2 separate regions of the Homo sapiens genome follow, and region 2 is linked to region 1. The links are chromatin loops, found by intact Hi-C in ENCODE. Cell type or tissue: ovary. All regions are shown on one strand. Each heading gives the region's core, and the rest is flanking DNA. Links, peaks and the distances in the headings are about the cores only.

Region 1 (2,915 bases), core at 287-2,786:
AAGTAAGAAAGATTTCCACTTTGAATATATTATAAAAACCTTTCTTTCAACTAGAGCTCATTCAAATGGTACAGACTTCTTGAGGAGTCAGGCATCCCTTAAAAAGTTTCGAGCACCACAGTCTAGGGCTTTAGGGCTTTATTTAATAAAGACAGGCGATGAGAGCCTGCCTCCACCTTCCAGGACCTCCTGAGCAGGTTCCCTCCAGGCAGGATTTGAAATCGGTTTTTACTCCCCCTTCAGGCCTCTCAACTTCTGGGAAGTGCTGACTTCATTTTCACGAGATCAGATATTTTACAATCAGGGAATTTCTGGAGAACCAACACCAAAACCAAGGCTGACAGGAGATAAAGACTGGCTTCGCCAGCCAAGAGCTGATGCTGGGAATGTGCTCAAAGCTTTGTTGTGGCCGGGCGCGGTGGCTCACGCCCTTAATGCCAGCACTTTGGGAGGTCAAGGTGGGTGGATCACTTGAGGTCCGGAGTTCGAGACCAGCCTGGCCAACATGGTGAAACCCCGTCTCTACTAAAAATACAAAAATTAGCTGGGTACGGTGGCGGGCGCCTGTAATCCCAGCTACTTGGGAGGCTGAGGCAGGAGAATTGCTTGAACCCGGGAGGCGGAGGTTGCAGTGAGTTGAGATTGCGCCACTGCATTCCAGCCTGGGCAACAGAGCGAGACTGCATCTCAAAAATAAATAAATAAATAAAGCTTTGTTGTTTGCCCCATGCCAAGGGAGTGCTACTGTATGTTGAGGGGCTTCAGTGACTTGCTGGAACTGAACTTTGATCCACTCACCACAATGCAGGAACAAGAACTCCATCTACCAAGTGGGAATTGTAGTCTCTGAATCCTAATGACATTTTCAAAAGCAAGGCTTCATCTTGATTTAGTTACAAGAGGAAAAAAATAAAGATCAGCCTTAAGGGGAGGCGCAGGGTAATGAAATCTTACTAATGTAATTCTCTCCTTTAGAATGTATTTAGTAAAATCTTTCATTTCACAGACATCTTAAAAAAGATTCTTCATAGTGTTCTGATTCTCTCTCTCTGTCTCTCCCTCTCTCTCAGGATGGCATCTACTCCCCAAAAACTAAGAAAGATGGTTTCTTTCTCTACATTTCCAGCTCTGAATTCTTTCCTAAACTTCGCTAACATTTCCAATCACCTATTTAAAGAATCACCAGGCCGGGCGCGGTGGCTCACGCCTGTAATCCCAACATTTTGGGAGGCTGAGGCAGGCGGATCACCTGAGGTCAGGAGTTCGAGACCGTCCTGGCTAACATGGTGAAACCCCATCTCTACTAAAAATACAAAATTAGCTGGGCATGATGACACACGCCTGTAATCCTGGCTACTCGGGAGGCCAAGGCAGGAGAATCACTTGAACCCAGGAGGCGGAGGTTGCAGTGAGCTGAGATCGCGCCACTGCACTCCAGCCTAGGGGACAGAGTGAGACTCTGTCTCCAAAAAAAGAAAAAAAAAAAAAAAAGAATCGGCCAGGCATGGTGGCTCACACCTGTAATCCCAGCACTTTGGGAGGCCGAGGCGGGCAGATCACGAGGTCAGGAGATCAAGACCATCTGGCTAACACGGTGAAACCCCATCTCTACTAAAAATACAAAAAACTAGCCGGGCGTGGTGACAGGCACCTGTAGTCCCAGCTACTCGGGAGGCTGAGGCAGGAGAATGGCGTGAACCCGGGAGGCGGAGCTTGCAGTGAGCCAAGATCGCGCCACTGCACTCCAGCCTGGGTGATAGAGCGAGACTCCGTCTCAAAAAAAAAAAAAAAAAAACACCAGACTTCTAGTCCTTGACCTTAAAATATCCACATCAAGCTCATTCTCTTTTCCTTAAAATAGGCCTTTCTTCCTACTTCCTTGTTTCCCAAATGCCTTCTAGGTAACTGGGCTCAAAACCTGGTAAGTGGCTTCTGCTCTTCTTTCTCCTTACTCCTTCTTTCCCTCAGCTCTTTGGGTGTATATTCTCTCACCACGAGCCCAAAACCTCAAGCGCTGGTCCGGGCCTACACTTGCTTCAGCCAGACCCCAGCAAGACCTCTCCTCTGCCGCCTCTGGCATCTCCCTACATCCATCCTGCTATCCAGCACAGCCTGATCTTCTGGAAACACAGGTCTGATGGGGTCAGCCTCCTGCTCACAAACCTTCTAGGGCTCCTCTGCAATCCCTACCAGAACAAACACAGTCCTGCTAACCCTCAGGGTCTCCCACCAATGGGGCTCCACTCAACTCTTCCTGCCTTATTTCACCTGGCTTCTTTCTCTGTAAGTTCCGTTTGTACCAAACATGTTTCGAACACACCTCCTAAGCCTCTGTTCATTTGGGTTTCCACCTCCATACCTTTGCTCATGCAGTTTCTTCCACCTGGAATATTCTTTGTCACCCCCTGGATGGGACCTTTGAATCACTCACTCACCTTATTCACTTTCGGGATGAAATGCAGCCACAGGAGGCTGGAATGGCTGGCATCTGGTCACAGAGCCAGGCTAGACACAACTAGACCTCCCCAGTAAGGACTGGTTTTTTAGGCAACACTGGGTCCCTATGATTTGCTTTTATTTGGGATAAAATCGTCCAGTGTAAAATTTCCTTATTAGGCTAAAACCTCTAAGCCCACTAAATTTAAAAAAAAAAAAGAGAGAGAAGAGCTGCCAGTGCCCACATTTCCAGGGACTTGCAGGAATTCTCTGAAACTCACAAGCCTTACCAGGTCTGCATGCTCGTGTTCAGCAGCAGGTGCTAAGTGACTGTAAAGGGCTGTGGTGCCCACCCTGGGGTCTTCATGCAGGGCTTGAGGGTAGAGTCACCCTCTGCCCCATAGTGACAGGCCAGCTGGGCTCCACTGCCTCCATCTACTCAGTCAGGATTAGCACAAAAACTTGTTAGAGAGGTTTAA
Region 2 (2,915 bases), core at 240-2,739, 84 kb after region 1:
AAGCATCTATCACAAGGTGTATGCTTCTGGAGCCCACAGACTCATTTTTCAAAGTCAAAAATAAATTAGGTAATCAATCTGGTGTTAAGAACCCAAACCTTCCAACAAATACTTCGGAGTTCATGCAGTCCCGGACATTCTTTTTATAGACGAAAAAATTCCTGCCAGCCCTTGCACCCAGCAACCAACTTCTGTCTAGTGTGACAGACAGTCAAGTGCTGATTAGCTGACATGGATACACTGCACTGAGTCATAGCTGCTGCATGGGACCCCAAATGAAAATTTACATAATAAATCAGGCTGGGATTAAAGGTGCCCAGTGGAAATTTAATATAGGTAAGAAGTCCTCCAAAACATACCTAACAAGACCCCCTCAGAATCATTACCTGTGTAGCAAAAGAGACAAATGTTTGAAGTTTAGAAATTATGACCAAATGTAGAAGGGGGAAGAGGTGAGAATATTTGAAAAATAATACTATGTTCTTCAAAATAATCACCCTCAGAAACAAAATGCTCTAGCTCTGTGTTGTAATCTTCGATCTTCACTCTAGCGAAGAAAGAAAGTAATGAGCCGGCAAATATAACAGCCAAGCAAGAGATGCAATTGAAGCCAGACTCTATTGAAAATCCTGAAGTAATGGTGCATATATTAAGTGGCCAACTTAAAATTCCAAGCAGACGGTGAATTATTAAAACAAATTAGTAATGGGTAAAATACAAAATGATACAAAGCGACACTCAAAAATAAGGTTTCAAAAATTTTTTACATTTAAGTAATAAAACTCAGCCAAGGCAACAATGGCTTTTGATACGGGGGATGGACTCCTGCTAATCACAAGAAAACAGCTTCAGACTGCCTTCTTGTTTAATATGCGAGGTAACATGCAGCCCAGAGAGGCTGGGTGAGGAGGCACAAGGTCCTATGCCGTTACTGGGAAAGGCGATGTGCTTACAGGGCCTCATGCAAGAATACACTGGTTCCTTACAGGAAATTTCAAAAGGAAACATTTATTGGTTTAAAATCAAATCTACAAAGAGTCAAGTAGTCTTAAAATTAGTGGTAAGGGAGCCCACACGGTTCAGTCTCAGATATGTGTCACCTTCAAGAAATGCAGCTTCATTGCCAAGAATCATAGAAAAGAAAACCCGTTTTGTCAAAGGACATTAAAAGGAATCCAAATACATCTTCTCCAGCGACGTTTAATAAAGTCGATTTCTACATGTCTGTTTCCCACGCAGCTGCTCTGTTTCACTCTCCCCCGCTCCACCCAGGCCCCATGCTCCTGTATCGCACTGTTCCCCCTCAAACTTAGCCTTTCTCCCAGCAAGAAATAAGACTTCCTTTTTGGGAGAGGGAGGAACCAGGCTAGCAATTACCAGATTCTTTTAGCAGGGTGGAAAAGGGGAAGGCTGCGAGCATTTTCACATTAATGACATCTGTCCCGTCACAGTTGTTAAACACCCACGCCGCGTTCAGAGTGGACACCAAATCCAGAGGATCACAATCTTATTAGAGTCGAGAACAGTGCTTGAAGAGCCATGACATATTTCGAGTGCGATAAGAAATGCCAGTTAAAAAACATTTGGCGTGGCCAGGCACAAGTGTCTCATGTCTGTAATCCCAACATTTTGGGAGGTGGAAGCGGGCGGATCACTTGAGGCCAGGAGTTCGGGACAAGCCTGGCCAACATAGTGAAAACCCATCTCCACTAAAAATACAAAAATTAGCTGGGAGTGGTGGCGGGCGCCTGTAATCCCAGCTACTCAGGAGTCTGAAACAGGAGAATCTCTTGAACCCGGTAGGCAGAGGTTGCAGTGAGCCAAGATTGCACGACTGCATTCCAGCCTGGGCGACAGAGAGACCCCCCAAAAAAGGCGCTTACACCAAAAATACTTCCATGTACACTGTCTCTGACTTACCCTGGGCCCGGCACACACTCTGCCCACTGCCCTCGACCACACACCAGCCTGCACTTCTCCACCTATTACCATCTCAAGAACCCCCGCCATTTCCCACTCAAAATCCCCTCTTTCCTTTGACTGATGTAAAACAGCACCATGTAATGTCAGAAGCCCCAGCCTAACACTTCTGCTACCTGCTCCTCAGTGCTGGAAAGTCCCTTTAAAGGAAGCAGAGCTTTTTCCTCCGTGGATAAAGAAAAGAATGAAAATGCAATTACTTTTATGAATGATCTAAAATGACAATCAGTATGAGGGGCAGATTGGATTTTCTTCTGAGTAGAGATTTTGTAGAAGAGACAAGGCTGAAGAACTGGAGAGAAGAAGAACCCTGAGATGATTTTCTTAGACTTGAGAATGTTTCTAGGTCTGAGTCTGGGCAGACTCTTGATTTCTTTGGGATGTGATGAGGTAAAGATCTAGTCAGGGTCACTCATGCAACCATCAGTTTCCAGAGTGGATATGTCCATTTACTTACCATGTTTACTTACCATGGACTCAAAGGCAACACTACATTTTAACCCAGGACCTTATGCCACTGTGTTCACACATTCTGAGGGACGTTCATGGGTGTTAGGAGAAAATGTAACCTATGGTGCATGTATGGTGCATGCCTGTAATCCCAGCTACTTGGGAGGCTGAGGCAGGAGAATCGCTTGAACCCGAGAGGCGGAGGTTACAGTGAGTCAAGATTTCACCATTGCACACCAGCCTGGGCAACAGATGAAACTCCGTCTCAAAGAAAAAAAAACTGCTAGATAGATCAATGGATTTTAACATAATAAAGTGCAAAAAATACTTTGATATAGTTTCAGATTTCATATTACAGCTAACCTTCTAAAAACTACCACTTGTCGAGTTGTAGCATTAAATAAAAAGATCCACAATTTTCTAAAAAGGCTATGGATATAGTGCTCCATTTTCCTACTATGTAGCAGTGTGAGGCCAAATTTTCT

The links. A loop is a pair of places that touch in the nucleus more often than their neighbours do. Peaks named below come from ENCODE experiments on the same cell type or tissue, not always from the same donor. Only the 100,000 strongest peaks of a DNase experiment are listed, where the experiment ranks them.
Region 2: it touches region 1 in a loop (3-fold over the local background); 3 of 110 quality-filtered maps call a loop at or near these places.

The regions. Positions count from the first base shown.
Region 1 is chr4:37,991,374-37,994,288 of GRCh38, reverse strand. The region is part of intron 2 of TBC1D1 (TBC1 domain family member 1); the gene reads right to left. Among named protein-coding and RNA genes, the nearest start is that of PTTG2, 32 kb to the right of the region's middle. RefSeq lists an enhancer at 1,099-1,268. In ovary, for the core only: no CTCF peak of the experiment used is centred there; no DNase peak of the experiment used is centred there; H3K27ac peaks cover 675 bases.
Region 2 is chr4:37,907,182-37,910,096 of GRCh38, reverse strand. The region is part of intron 2 of TBC1D1 (TBC1 domain family member 1); the gene reads right to left. Among named protein-coding and RNA genes, the nearest start is that of TBC1D1, 18 kb to the right of the region's middle. In ovary, for the core only: no CTCF peak of the experiment used is centred there; DNase peaks (open chromatin) are centred at 1,276 and 1,634; H3K4me3 peaks cover 869 bases; H3K27ac peaks cover 1,477 bases.